Regions from separate parts of the Mus musculus genome. Here region 2 is linked to region 1. Evidence: chromatin loops called from intact Hi-C (ENCODE). Cell type or tissue: left cerebral cortex. All regions are shown on one strand.

Region 1 (8,000 bases):
AACAGTGTAAAATCTGGAAATGCTGTTGTATAACTCCAAATCTTTTCACTATCAGTAACTATAATCAGTAGTAGTGGTAAGTTTCAAATACAGAAGCAGCATCCTCTACCCCAGGCTATACAGTAGTACCATTTGTACCTGCACTGTCGATGTCCTGATAGCTGTTGAGAATCTTTTGGTAGGAAACTATTCTCAGGAAGACTTGAAAGCCATCTTGAACCACTGGGAAAAGGGAATGTGGCTAGTTACCTGTCACTATGGGAAGGTGTTGTTGGGAAATGCCCAGCACACCCTGATCCTTCAAGCCTTCATAGCCAAGAACTGGTATATATTTCATCTGGGTGAGCTAGTTCTGCCTCTGGTCTTAGAAAGCCAGTTAATCTGTCAGCATGGGCAGAAAGGTACCTGACAGCTCACCTGGGGCCAGAGAAGCCAGTTCCAATTTCTCACACTCACAGTGCAGGAAAAGCTTAGCTCGTCACCATGAGCTCTCACAGAGCAGGTAGCCACTGGCTTCCTAAAGGAGCCACCAAAGAGAGAGCACAATGCAGAAGCCACCCAGCTTGAGGGTCTTTTCTGCCCTGTTGTGCTGTCCACACAGCAGCCCTAGTGCAATGTGGGAGAGATGGCACAAAGCAGGAATCCCAAGAGGTGGAGATCTTCAGGAACTCCCGGGAGGGAGGCATTCTCATCTCAGCAAAGCTGTCCTAGCCCTCACCCTCCTCCCACTGCTTCTCTTCCTCCTCTTCTCAACCTGTTGCCTCTGGAAAGAATCACCCAGCAGGCTCTAATGCCTGTGAGAGGGTTCAGTCCTTCTCCGGGGTCATCTGCACTGTTTCGTGTGTAGAGTCATGAGTGACAATCTCAACTAATAATATTAACTTTAAAATAAAAGCTGGAGATACAAGTGTTCCTTTTAACCTTGAGGGATCTTTTTCTGTTGCCTGTCCCCTCACTGTTTACCATAGAAGTGGCTACAGATCTTTAAATAGACCAGCAGAATTCAGCGCTCTTTTAAATGTAAAACCATCCTAGGTGCTAGAACACTTCTTTTTTTAATCCAGAAGGACGAGTTATCTAAGAAGCTGAATACTAGCAAGCTAGTGTGTGTTAGCTGCTTGAGAAACTGTACCCCACAGCCCACGTCTCTTAGCTGTCCCTCCACCCCATTCACAAGGGAGTCTCCACCTGCCTGCCTGTCCTCGGTACTGACTTCGAGGACGATAGGTGAAGACAGTGACTTAAACATACTCTGTCGCCACACACTCATCTGCCAGGAAAGGAATGAAATGAAACATCATCCTATCCAGGCATCAGCAACATAGTTGAGGGGGCATAAAGGGAGTCCACATGATTGCTTCCCACAGAGGCAAACCAACGCAGCCAAGACCTCATATAAACTCAGAACATCATGCCAAGCATTCCTAAAGGGCAATAGGGAACAAATGAGAAAGTATCTTCAAACGTCACATTACACAGGGATGCAAGGGAGCCCACCTGTTTCCCTTTTGGAGTAGGTTAAATCAGGATATTATCAGTTGACTGACTTAACTTCATCCATCTCTTCCTTTCCTTCATCCTAGATGTAGTCTGGAGACTCAGTTTTGGCTAAGGAGAATGAGCAGAACTTTCTGTAAGATTCCTAGGGCAGTGGCTCTCAACTTGTAGGTCGTGGCCCATTTGGGGTCAAATAATCCTTTCACAGGGATCACCTAAGATCATCCTTCATGTCAGAAATTTATCTTATTATTCTTTACAGTAGCAAAATTACAGATATGACATGGCAACAACAGTAATTTTATGGTTGGAGAAACATGCGGTTCCCCCACCATTACCCATATCAGAAGTCACAGCATTAGTAAGGTTGGGAGCCCCAGCCCTAGAGGCTTTTGACCTGTCTGGCCCCTGTGACCTTTTCCGTGCAGCCCCATCTCTTATCTGTGCAGTGCTGATTTGTGGCTCTGTGGCCTTCTGTCACACAATGGGGACCATACGTGCATGATCAGAACTACTGAAGGGAAAGAGGAAAGCACCTAGATCCCCCATCACAACATGAACATCTTTGGTCTGTACACCTCCAGGCTGTTTGTTTTGTGTTGTTTGTTTGTTTGTTTGTTTGTTTTGTTTATCTGGGTTTAAGCTGGGTCAGTTTTGATTCTGTATTGTTTGAACTGATGAGAAATGGCTCGGCGTGCCAAGGCTGTTGTAGAACTGGGGTTTCATGCTACTGAAAGCCATCAAAGTGGGATCCTGAGCAGTGCAGGAGCTCTGAGCTTACATATTGCAGTCTATAGTGAGGTCAGTGAACGAGAGTCAAAACACTACCAAAGATGAATGGCAGACACACGAGTGAATGCTGATTGTGTCAAAGTAGCCAAGAGAGCAGAGGTTGTTTTCCAGTTTTCCAGATACACAGCTATCTACATGATTAAAGGGGTGCTTTTATCAGCAGAAACCTCAAACTTTTATACAAGTTTAAAGTAATTTTTTTATCATTATTTCTGCAAAATGTTTTTATTAAAGGAAACACCATATGGTAACAGCAAGAAGAGCTGGTTACAAGTCACGAAGCTAGTCAGATTCCTTTCCAACAGTTAGATCCAAAATACTTATCACAGACCCTACATTTAGAAGAAAAAAGTCAAAGCTTCAGGGATCCCAAAAGAAAACTTCCATGAACAATTGGTACATTGTTGTTTTCATGTCCTAGATGCAAAACGAAAGCGTATAAGATGAGAAGTTAAGTTCAAAGTATTTAACAACCAATGGCTCCTGGCCCTGATTCTCCACAGCATACATGTTGGGCACCAAGGCGTTCCATCAGATGGTTACTCCCACCCTCCTTCTCTCATTGTACCGAGTCTGTACCCACTACTACTTTCTATCTCTGTAACTGTTGTCTTATGTGCATGTCATCGTACCCCATGTGACTCTCCCAGTGGGTTTTCTACACTGCATAATTCCCTTGAAATCTCTTCAAGATGTGTCATGTATCAAACAAGAATCCTTCCTGCTGCCTGTTCAAACAGCATTTTCCCATGACGGATGGCTGGACACCCTCTGTCCCTCTCCTCAAATTCCTAGTCCCAACCCTCTGTTAAATGTGTGCCTTCCCTCATTTGATTTGATGGTCTCAGTATCTCTATAAATAGATATTCTCATTCATGCCAGTTGGCAAGAGCAATGATTAAGGCTTAGAAAAATAAACCTTACCAAGATCAGATACCAAAGCCAAATTTAACACAAGGTTTAAAAGCACCTAGAGCCTGTAGTCCAAAGTGAAAAACAGATCCAACCCCCTGGATATGCAAGCACTTGCTCCATCCTCTGAGAACATCCTCATCCCACGATACTTGGTTCATTCACTCCTCTCTGCCATGACCAGGGTTCACAGACTCTCTTCCAACTTCCCTCTTCCACTTGCCCTGGGCTGCCTTCCAAGTGAGCGGAGTTGCTCCATGCTGCCTTGGGGGATGTGGGCTCCGTGTGTGATGGAATAGTCAGCACTGATGCACTAGTCGGAGCTGTTGTGCACCACCTCCCCTCAGCCTTCTGCACATTCTCCTCGTGTCTGTGTCTCCTCCTGATTCATTCCAAACAGCTAGGAACATCTCTAGCATCAAGGCTTAGCTCAGGAGCATTTGTGACTATCCACTAGCATCCAGGGTCTCTACCACAGCTTCCTTGTCTGCTTGCTCCAGACGACTTCTCTCTAGGTGTCAAGAGTCCCCAAGTTCATCAGGCTCCTGGGCTCTATTCTAGGTAAACTCGACTACGATAGCCTCTGTTTATTCTGCTCCAGACAGAAAGAGTCTGTATATATTGGCTTTGGGAAACACAGTCCCAAGTCTTTCAGGACTAATGCATACCTGCAGCCAGTATTATCCCCCAAGTTTCCTCAGGGGGAAAAATATCTCACTAGGTTTGCTGCTTCCTAAATCATGTCCTAGCATTTGTTACAAGAATGCTCGTGCGCAGTGGGCTCCTTGGACATGTGTTGGTGTCTCCTTCCCGTGGATCCAATTTGACATGCAAGTCACTCTCCCCAAGGCTCTGCCTTTATTTCCTCCTCGTTTTCCTTCCCATCCTCTATTTCGTCACCTTCTTCCTGTACTGCAGCTCTTCCCAGATTGCTTATCCCGCTCATTCTAAACATAGTTTGTACAAAACAACAATGTCTAAGGAATGAAAGTAAGAGGAGGTGTAGACATTCTGATGGGATAAGAGTTCTACTAGGTTGTCAACTGTTTTATTTCCCCCATGGCACTTGGTGCCTTCAAGACTCTGGCTTGGATGAGAATTTTGATGGTCAAATGTTTTTGCTTCAGTACAAAGCTTCCCCCTTTTTTTTCCCCTCTGTGGGAATATTTTTCTTAGTTTGGTTAGCTGCTTGCTTTCTTCTACCTGCCTACGGACTCACCACTACTTCGCTCCCCTTCATGCCCCCTGCATTTCTCAGTGTCTGCAAAGAGGAAGATGTGTTTAAGAGTATTACAGCCAAGGAAAGAGAAGCAAGGAGCATTGTTCAAGCAGGCAAACATCTTATCCCATAGTAGTTACTTTATAATAGAAAATCAATCTTAAAGGAACTCTTAAACATAGAAACAAAGCAAATACCCACATTTCTGTTGGCAAACTGGAGTCAGCACTGTTGGGAGAATTTGTGCTTTTGTCCAGTGGCCAACCAGTGGCCTTCAATATGTGTATGTGTTTGAATGGGGGCAAGTATAAGATTCTTTCTTTAGGAAGACATTCATTCTATAAACTGTGTAAGTATCTGAACTGTAACTCATACTGAGCCCTTTTCATTCAGGCTGTGTTTGTTCCTTTCTCTGCATATAGTGAAAAAGTTAATTGCTTAAGTCAGGCATAGTAAGAGATTAATAATGCAAATAGAATAATTAGAATGATGTATTATAATGAAACTTAATCAAAATTCATAAATTATTTATTTCTAGAATTTTCGACTTACTATTTCAGTCATCAGTTGACTGTGTATTAAACTCCATCCCCTATGAAAGTATATCAGAAAAAGTCTGTAAGAGGATCATGAGGCAGATGCTGGATACGTGGGCCTAGTGGATCAATGATAACATCAATCTTTGGTGCCTTGTAGGTTACATCTAGTGATGTGAATTTTGCAATCCTCTCCCAGCAGTAATCCCGAGCCCTGTCAAGAGCCTTGAGAGGAGCCCTTCAAGGATTCCAACATCATGTGAAATGACAGCTGAAGCTCGTTTCAAACATTTCACTGTTCTCACCCTGTGATGAGACAGCTTCAAGTTAGGGATGTTTGTCCTTCAAAATGCCATATTGGAAAACATAGAGACCTTCCTTCCTCCACCTTAGCTCTAAGCACTGGCACCTGCAGTCCTAAAGAACAGCATGTCAACCCCGAAACTTGCATAACCTTTCTTGTGGTGGCTAAAAGGTGTTTGTTATGGTCTCCTGAGTACTTCATTGGTGCTTCCAATTTTGTTGTTCACTGTATAAAGCATTGGCTAGGAGCATTAGAAGGTGAAAACCATGCCTTTTCATGACCTTCTGAAAGGTTCATGGTAGGTCTCAAGCCTCACAGATTAGAACAAAGCTATGTTCCCTCTAGTGCTCATCCTCATACTGAGAACTGCTTTCACATTTCAGGGAGGTCACTATCGGCAGGTACCTAGAAAGGGAATTCACTGAGAATTTGCTGAGTCTGAAGTCGGCTGTTTCACTCTTGTGTAGGTCATCTTTCCAAGATGATAACAAAACATGTAAGATCTGGTTCATGGTCTCTGAGGTTTCAGTTGATGCTCTGCTTAGCCCCACTGCTTTTAGAACTACAACATGGCAGACAGCATCACGTCGGGAACACATTGATGGTCAGACATTCACCTAATTAATATCTTTCCCCTAGAAAAGAAAGGAAAATCCTGTGCCCAATTCATCCCCATTCTTTCAAGTCTCCATAATCTCCTAGTAGCACCATTGTCTGGTGACTAGCCTGTATGTTCAGCATATGAAAAATCCAGATGTAACACTGTTTCTTGAAGGAATAAAAAACAAGTTATTCTGTCAACGGGCATTTAAGAAATGTCAATTACTTACACTATTACACACTAATAGGTTTCCATCCATTAACAGCTAAATATTAAGATCTCTTCTCTCTTTTCTCTCTCTCTCTCTCTCTCTCTCTCTCTCTCTCTCTGTGTGTGTGTGTGTGTGTGTGTGTGTGTGTGTGTGTGTGTAAAACTCTCACTGTCCATTCTCCCTCAGCATCCTCCCTAGGAACTGGCTCAGGAATGAGTGATTGGTATTGGTATAGCTATTGGTAGGGAGAAGTTGAGCTAGGCCTGCGTCCTCCTCTAGGGAGTACTAAGGGAATGTGTTTTCCTGTGGGTGAAAACCTGGATTCACTGGTACAAATCTGAGGGCCATGCCACAGTGTGTGAAGGAGCAAGCCTGAAAAGGCAGCAAAAAGTCCAAACCAGGGTCTCCACTGTGGGACAGTGTCCTCCCTGCCTACTCAGCAGAATAAGTATGATCCAACAGAGCCCTGCAGTCTTAGAGGCTGTCATGTTTGGGGATTCTATTGGGACCAGCAGTACATCTGAGTGACAGTGATCAGTGTGTGAGCATTCTGCCCATCAGTGAGGGTCTTTTGAGATCAGTTCTATATAGCATCTACCTATGGAGGAACCAGAAGCTCTAGAAAGCTCAGTAGCTTTCCTGAGTCCAGAACTAGTAGTTAGCAGAGCTGAGTACAAACCCATTCTGCCTTATTCCTACATAACCTTCCTTTCCAAAAGTCTCCATCCATTCCTGTATCCTGACCAGCATGCACCCAGAAAGCACACAATTTTCTGAGAAGCAAGAGGAAAGTGTCACACCACTCTGCCTTGGAGCCTAAGTACTGGAAGAGCATAGAGCAAGAGCTCATCTGCTTCTGCGCTGAGCCTCCCAGCTGCATGGCAGTCCTGTAGTTGGTATGTAGCCATGAGAACTGCACAGAAGGCGGCCTGTTAAATCTTAAGTCCTTTTTATTATCATATGTAACACACCTACAGAAAAAGGTCATAAAATATAAATATGCAGTATAATGAACACTATAAACACAATGCCCCAGTCAAAATCTGTTCAGATTTGGCAATTATACCATCATTGACAATGATCATCCTGGGTGTTTTCCCCCAGCCTGGTCATGACTATATCTGCAGCATTTGTACTCTCTAGAGGAGGTCATGATATTTATACCATAGACAAAACCATTATGACATACTGAGTATCCACAGATAACACCTACAAAACCATGCCTGGCTCCATGCCACAACTCTAATTCCAGCACTGGAAAGGCAGAGTGAGGACATCAGCTGTTCAAGGCCAGCCTTGACTACATCGTGAGTTCAATGCCAACCAAAACAAAAACAAAAGGGGTGCTCTACAAAGAAGCCGTTAAAAACCTAAAACTCCTTTCTGGGTCAGGGCAACAGCAGCAGCAGAACCCTAATTAGCTTTTTCCTACACTCTGGCTCCTGCCATGGTAAGTACTTGGGAGTAATGGGCTCTGAAGAGATTTCCAGAAAATAAAACATTTGAATGGTTGAGGGAAGAGATAGCTGTCCTTCTCAATAGGGTCTTGCCCTTTGCCCTTCTCATGCCTGGAATATAATCCTGGCCTTTTGTGTGAGGGCCAGAGCACACCCAAATTTGTGGAGCAGCCATCTTCATTAGACACACTTCTCTGTGTGTGTGGACTTTAATAATCCTTTCTTTTTTCATAAGAATCCCCATGTTGTAAGTGCCAGTTTCTATCTTTGAATGTCTCTTGTCTTTTCTGGTTTTTTTTTTTTTCTTTTGGCTTTTCGAGACAAGGTTTCTCTGTATAGTCCAGGCTGTCCTGGAACTCACTTTGTAGACTAGGCTGGCCTCGAACTCAGAAATCTGCCTGCCTCTGAATGTCTCTTATCAATGAGTCTTTATTGGCTCTTTTCAAAGATAGCAGAATAAAAGGATCCTTT
Region 2 (8,000 bases), 190 kb after region 1:
AAGGGGGGAAAAAAAAAGCACAGGACCAGATGGGTTTAGTACAAAGTTCTATCAGACCTTCAAAGAAGATCTAATCCCAGTTCTTCACAAACTATTCCACAAAATAGAAGTAGAAGGTACTCTACCCAACTCATTCTATGAAGCCACAATTACTCTGATACCTAAACCACAAAAAGACCCAACAAAGATAGAGAACTTCAGACCAATTTCCCTTATGAATATCAATGCAAAAATCCTCAATAAAGTTCTCGATACCCGAATCCAAGAACACATCAAAACAATCATCCATCCTGAGGGTTTCATCCCAGAGATGCAGGGATGGTTCAATATATGGAAATCCATCAACATAATCCAGTATAGAAACAAACTCAAAGACAAAAACTACATGATCATCTCATTAGATGCAGAGAAAGCATTTGACAAAATCCAACACCCATTTATAATAAAAGTCTTGGAAAGATCAGGAATTCAAGGCCCATGCCCAATCATGATAAAAGCAATCTATAGCAAACCAGTAGCCAACATCAAAGTAAATGGTGAGAAGCTGGAAGCAATCCTACTAAAATCAGCGACTAGACAAGGCTGCCCACTCTCTCCCTACCTATTTAACATTGGACTTGAAGTCCTAGCCAGAGAAATTCGACAATAAAAGGAGATCAAGGGGATACAAATTGGAAAGGAAGAAGTAAAAATATCACTTTTTGCAGATGATATGATAGTATATATAAGTGACCCTAAAAATTCCACCAGACAACTCCTAAGCCTGATAAACAGCTTCAGTGAAGTAGCTTAATATAAAATTAACTCAAACAAGTCAATGGCCTTTCTGTACACAAAGGATAAACAGGCTGAGAAAGAAATTAGGGAAACAACACCCTTCTCAATAGTCACAAATAATATAAAATACGTGGCGTGACTCTATCAAGGAAGTGAAAGATCTGTATGATAAGAACTTCAAGTCTCTGAAGAAAAAAATTAAAAAAGATCTCAGAAGATGGAAAGATCTCCCATGCTCATGGATTGGCAGGATCAATGTAGTGAAAATGGCTATCTTGCCAAAAGCAATCTACAGATTCAATGCAATCCCCATCAAAATTCCAACCCAATTCTTCAACAAATTAGAAAGGGCAATCGGCAGATTCATCTGGAATAACAAAAAACCTAGGATAGCAAAAACTCTTCTCAAGGATAAAAGAACCTCTGGTGGAATCACCATGCCTGACCTAAAGCTTTACTACAGAGCAATTGTGATAAAAACTGCATGGTACTGGTATAGCGACAGACGTGTAGACCAATGGAATAGAATTGAAGACCCAGAAATGAACCCACACACATATGGTCACTTGATCTTTAACAAGGGAGCTAAAACCATCCAGTGGAAGAAAGACAGCATTTTCAACAAATGGTGCTGGTACAACTGGTGGTTATCATGTAGAAAAATGCGAATCGATCCATTCCTATCTCCTTGTACTAAGGTCAAATCTAAGTGGATCAAGGAACTCCACATAAAACCAGAGACACTGAAACTTATAGAGGAGAAAGTGGGGGAAAGCCTCGAAGATATGGGTACAGGGGAAAAATTCCTGAATAGAACAGCAATGGCTTGTGCTATAAGATCGAGAATCGATAAATGGGACCTCATAAAATTGCAAAGCTTCTGCAAGGCAAAAGACACCGTCAATAAGACAAAAAGATCACCAACAGATTGGGAAAGGATCTTTACCTATCCCAAATCGGATAGGGGACTAATATCCAATATATATAAAGAACTAAAGAAGGTGGACTCCAGAAAATCAAATAACCCCTTTAAAAAATGGGGCTCAGAACTGAACAAAGAATTCTCACCTGAGGAATACTGAATGGCAGAGAAGCACCTGAAAAAATGTTCAACATCCTTAATCATCAGGGAAATGCAAATCAAAACAACCCTGAGATTCCACCTCACACCAGTCAGAATGGCTAAGATCAAAAATTCAGGTGAGAGCAGATGCTGGCGTGGATGTGGAGAATGAGGAACACTCCTCCATTATTGATGGGATTGCAAGCTTGTACAACCACTCTGGAAATCCGTCTGGCGGTTCCTCAGAAAATTGGACATAGTACTACTGGAGGATCCAGCAATACCTCTCCTGGGCATATATCCAGAAGATGTCCTAACCGGTAAGAAGGACACATGCTCCACTATGTTCATAGCAGCCTTATTTATAATAGCCAGAAGCTGGAAAGAACCCAGATGCCCCTCAACAGAGGAATGGATACAGAAAATGTGGTACATTTACACAATGGAGTTCTACTCAGCTATTAAAAAGAATGAATTTATGAAATTCCTAGGCAAATGGATGGACCTGGAGGGCATCATCCTGAGTGAGGTAACCCAATCACAAAGGAACTCACACAACACGTACTCACTGATAAGTGGATATTAGCCCAGAAACTTAGGATATCCAAGATATAATATACAATTTGCTAAAGGCATGAAACTCAAGAAGAACGAAGACCAAAGTGTGGACACTTTGCCCCTTCTTAGAATTGGGAACAAAACACCCATGGAAGGAGTTACAGAGACAAAATTTGGATCTGTGACGAAAGGATGGACCATCTAGTGATTGCCATATCCAGGTATCCATCTCATAATCAGCTTCCAAACTCTGACACCATTGTATACACTAGCAAGATTTTGCTGAAAGGACCCAGATATAGCTGTCTCTTGTGAGACTATGCCAGGGCCTAGCAAACACAGAAGTGGAGGCTCACAGTCAGCTATTGGATGGATCACAGGGCCCCCAATGGAGGAGCTAGAGAAAGTACCCAAGGAGCTAAAGGGGTCTGCAACTCTACAGGTGGAACAGCAATATGAGCTAATCAGTACCCCAGAGCTCTTGACTCTAGCTGCATATGTATCAAAAGATTGCCTAGTTGGCCATCACTGGAAAGAGAGGCCCATTGGACTTGCAAACTTTATATGCCCCAGTACAGGGGAACGCCAGGACCGAAAAGGGGGAGTGGGTGGGTAGGGGAGTGGGGGTTTGGGTATCGGGACTTTTGGGATAGCATTGGAAATGTAAATGAGGAAAATACCTAATAAAAAATTAAAAAAATAAAATAAAATGTGCTGGAGTATATTACTACAATGAACCCAGCAGAATACCACACTGAACCCTTACAGACCCAATATAACTATTGCTATCACATCCTCCTCAATATTAGAAGAATCTATGAAGTACCGAGTTTTTTGAAATGTAAATCACACACACACACATTTATATATCTATACACATGCACAGAATGAGAGAAACAGAGAGCAAAGACATGGAGAGACCCAGGCCAATCAATTACTCCTTTAAGGTGAAAGGCATGTCCTTTAAATCTGAATGTCTTTGGGTCCTGGGATGTAAGCACTGGCATATTTACTCATCTGTTCATCGAGCTGAGCGTGGTTAATAGTGCCAACAGGTGTTCCTTTCTAGCAGAGACTCTGCATCATTCTGTTGCCAAATGCATAGCTCTGCTATACTCAAATAACACGTTACATAAAAGTTCCCCAAAGGAACTGAGGAATGTATTCGCATCATCAAGTAGTTCCCGAGATTTCCTAAAATAATTACCGAAGAGACTTTTCAAATTGGAAATAAGATTGGAATTTTCAAGATTAAAGATCCATTCAATTGTCTTAAAAAATAACTTCTCTAGCACATGGCCAAGATGGGAGTCCCTGAGAGGCCACTTTGTGTGGGTTGGGTTCTCAGGGCAAGGAGAAACGCCTGGTGTTCAGACTCCCGGTGCTCTCTGGTGTTCATGCTGATTGCCAGCGTTGTTCAGCAACCACTGATGGAGTTGATGATTTCTTCCTTTTGTATTAACGAGACCTTGATACCCATTGACACCAAAAACTGGGAAAGGGAGGTTTGCAAAGTAAAGATGAAGTCCTGTCCTCAAAGAGGGGATGGTAATAGATCTGACAGTGAAGCCACAAATCCATAGGACTAACTCATTCTATGGAGTCACCAACTAATCACCAATCATAGATCAGAGAAGCATGGTAAAGACAGAACTTTAGACATCTTATCCTCGAGAGCAGAAAACCGATACTAGCGAGAACAATGTCTACCCTGTGACCCTCACTAAACCTAAAGCTGGTGAATTCTTGCCCAGGTAGGATACAGGCTTCTCACATGGTTGTATCAAGGATAAAAATGGGAGATGGGATCATCTAAAAGTTCTAATATTTTTGCTTCATACTGAGAGTGTGGCTTTAGACATGTCACTTAGCCTCTCTGAGCTTCTGTTTTCTTAGTGGGAAGGTGAAGCCTTCTTAGATATGTGCCTGGGTCATAGCAAATGCATAACAAATGTGAGTCATTACTCTGATTAATGAAATGAAGACCTATATCTAAAATCTTCAACAAGCCAAGAGACAACACCAAGGGGTTCGGTATAGAGACTGAGAGTCCTAAGCCAGGGATCATGGAAGGCGGCAAAGCCCTTCTCCTTGAACTTCATGCCGTCGCCATCAGCATCATTCTTAATGGCTGCCTTAGAGTTTCGATTGCTGTGAAGAGACACCGTGACCAACACAACTCTTCAAAAGAACATTTAATTGGGACTGGCTTAGAGGTTCAGAGTTTAGTCCATTTTCATGATGGTGGAAAGCTTGGCAGCCTCCAGGCAGGCATAGCACTGAAGGAGCTGAGAGGTCTACATTGTTCTAAAGGCAAGCAGAAGACTGACTCTTCTAGGCAGTTAGGACGATCTCAAAGCCCACCCCTAAAGTGACACACTTCCTTCAAAAAGGCCACACCTACTCCAACAAGGCCACACCTCCTAATAGCACCATTCCCTGGGCCAAGCATATTCAAAATACTACAATGGCTATCCAGCTCCCAACATCTTGCCTTGGAATCTGCCAGCCTTTCCTATTTATTGTGACTCAAGTTCTTTCTCCCAAGTGCTGCTGGACAATATTTCTTGTGGTGCCAACATGGCCAAGATGCCAATCTGCTGGAAAACCTTCAACGGGGTTCTAGCCCAGCCCGCTTGTATGGATACAGACCTCCTGTGACTGACACCCAGGGTACACTAACGCTAAAGAGTCAACGCTTGAAAAAAACAGTTTGAACACTCCAGCCAACAAGACACAGATTCCCACCCTTCCATTGGCATTCTCCATGGACCACTCATTTGTCAGTGGACATTCAATGTTATTAGCATCTACAAACTGTTCCAATCCCAGGTTACAAATCAGCACTATTGCATTCTTTGTAGCATTCTGAGGGCTGGCTGGAGCTACAAACCACAGCTGCAACTGGTTCTTGTCTTTAAATAAAGTGTTGCCTGGTGATGGGTGTGTTCGAGGCTCTGGATTCTACCCCCCCATCCCCACCCCCAGGACTCCCAATACTGCTAAACAGAAATTCATCTACATTTTGAAAGAAAAGGGAATCGTGCCATTTGCTTGGAGTCTAAAGTTGTCAGCCTTAAGTTTGAATCTCAGCCACCTGCTAATGTTTGCTGCTGTGGGGTGGAACACTCATCCATTTCAGGAAGAGGATGTCTGGAAAGTAAAAATCGTGATCAATTCAGGAAGTGGGAGGTCAGCCCAGTCCCCCACAAAGCTAGTACGTTTTTTTTTTTTTAAATCTTTGTGAATGTCACTGAGCACGAGCCCCAGTGGCTTGGGCAGCTCTCGGGGAGCAGCCTGGCCCTTGGCCAGCCTAGCACAGAAGGACCAGCCCAGGAAGGGAGGAAGTGACTCAGGGCTGCCCTCTCTCCGACAACAGGACAAGGCTGTAACCTTTTTTTGTGAAAGGACAGGTAAAAATAGCATCAGTACTTCAGGAAGAGCTCAAAATATTTAGATCTTGCCCCTTCTCGTTATGTAACGGAGGGCGAACGATCCAAGGAAGGGCAAGGAATCACCATTTGTCATACTTTAGGGTAGGCTAGTTGCTGTGGATCTTCTACTTTACCACACCCCCAAGGACCCCAAAAAGCTGTTGTTATCATCCCCTTTGGTACACGGGAGCCTGTGGTCATTTGTGGAGGTGAATCATGGATTACGGTGCTGGTAAAGGGCAGATAAGGACCAACCCTGGTGCCTGCGTGTCTGACCACTCACGCTTTGGCAGAGCTTCTGGCCCATCTCCAGTGATGACTAAGGCAAGTGACCATGAACTCCTCTAAGAGCTGGGACTACCCTCTTGTTGTCCTCGGGGCCCTTCGGATCTGCAGTGAGAATGGAACAGAGTCTGGTGCAGGAATCCCTAAGCTCCAGGCCCACGTGGAAAGCTGGATCCTCACTGTAGTGAAGTGTGTTGGAAAATGTTAACGGTGAGACAACATACACCACCCACATTTCAGGAGAAATCTGGCAGTGCCCAACCTTGGATTTGTGAGAGAGCAAGCTGACTCTAGAGAAAAGGCTGAAAATCTGAAATCTACAGATTGGGCACTGTAGACATCCTTTATGATTTAAACAATATCTGGTTTTCTTAGAAAAGTGGCCATTTCCAGACACAGGTTTTAAAAAAAATGTACAAATTGAGACAAGGCAAAAAAAAAAAAAAAAAAAAAGGAAAAGAAACAGAAACAAAGACCAGAGTGCTGAGGTTAAAATAAATAAGTCTATGTGTCAAGGGTGAGACAACTTAAAGAAAAATAATGACAAAATATGCTGAAACATATCAAGTATATAAAAATATACAAGTTTCATTCCATAGTAAAACAACATACTTCAACACAGCCCTTCACAATTCAGTGGTTAACTCCATTTGGAAGTCATCGGGGTACCAACTCATTATTCTGCAGATGGATAAATACGAGTAAAGAATAAAACATTTATCCCGCCTATCTGTGCTCAGTTTATTAAACAACCAGTCAACAACAAGTCTTTTATAAAATAAAAATCTTATTAAATAGACACAGGAGGAATGTTAGAAAATGACCTATTTGCAACACTCATTAAAATAACAGACCTGGGTGATGATCATCAGTAGCTGTTAAAGCCAGGGAATGAAAGTCCATTCCTGGTGACCTGGCTTAGAAGGAGGTACATATGAGACAACCCTCAGCATCCTGCAAGTGGGCAGGTCCACATGTTATGCCTGAAATACAATATAATGCACAAGGCATAGAGCCATCCGGATGGAACCTGTATCTAAGCAGATTCAGTTCTAGCAAGTGAAGGGCTTGGGGGACATGCTAAATCACAATGATTCTTCTTCTCTCTTTGCTGTAGGAAAATGGAGCGTCTGGGCTGGGGACATAGGTCCTAGCCTGTCTTCTGTTGATCCTGTACAGCTCTAGGACTTTATAAGAGGCCAGTGAGGAATTGATTCACTTTCTATCATGATTCAGTGTAATCCACTGTGGGAAAGACAATTAAAGAAGCATCCCACGTGAGTGGGTTTTGGGAGAGGGGGAAGGTTAAGAAAGTCCACCTGCTTGAGGCCCCTTAATAAAAAGAAGAGAAGGTAACCAAGTTGTAAGCATACAGTGTGGTCACATCAGTGTTTAGGTTTTTAGTGCATTTAAAAGATATCCACACATGGTAGCATCACAATGGCAGAAAGTGGGCCCCTATGTGCACTACCCCATCACTTGAACCCAGAGCCCCTTGTAGATTACTGGATATATCTTGGGAATTTTCCCAGCCACAGAAACAATAAAACCAACCTCATCACTCAAAGGATGAGGACAGATGGGTTTCCTACAATGATGACCTCCACAATGAGTGGCCCACCTTAAGCCAACCTCTGCCAATTTCTTTTTTTTTATTTAAATACATTTTATTAGATATTTTCTTCATTTACATTTCAAATGTTATCCCCAAAGTCCCCTATACCCTTCCCCCGCCCTGCTCCCCAACCCACCCACTCCTGCTTCCTGGCCCTGGCATTCCCCTGTACTGGGGCATATGATCTTCGAAAGACCAAGGGCCTCTCCTCCCATTGATGGCCGACTAGGCCATCCTCTGCCACATATGCAACTAGAGACACAGTTCT

Evidence for each region. Peaks named below come from ENCODE experiments on the same cell type or tissue, not always from the same donor. Only the 100,000 strongest peaks of a DNase experiment are listed, where the experiment ranks them.
Region 2: a loop joins it to region 1, with 10 times the contacts of the local background. A loop is called at or near these places in 2 of 42 quality-filtered maps.

What each region holds. Positions count from the first base shown.
Region 1 is chr13:36,503,036-36,511,035 of GRCm38, forward strand. The region is part of intron 6 of Fars2 (phenylalanine-tRNA synthetase 2 (mitochondrial)); the gene reads left to right. Among named protein-coding and RNA genes, the nearest start is that of Gm46409, 110 kb to the right of the region's middle. In left cerebral cortex, CTCF peaks have their summits at 1,196 and 3,528; DNase peaks (open chromatin) are centred at 781, 1,051, 2,323, 2,878 and 1 more place; H3K27ac peaks cover 5,012 bases.
Region 2 is chr13:36,690,365-36,698,364 of GRCm38, forward strand. No RefSeq gene overlaps it. Among named protein-coding and RNA genes, the nearest start is that of Gm38636, 21 kb to the right of the region's middle. In left cerebral cortex, no CTCF peak of the experiment used is centred here; DNase peaks (open chromatin) are centred at 3,500, 3,752, 5,500 and 6,318; H3K27ac peaks cover 521 bases.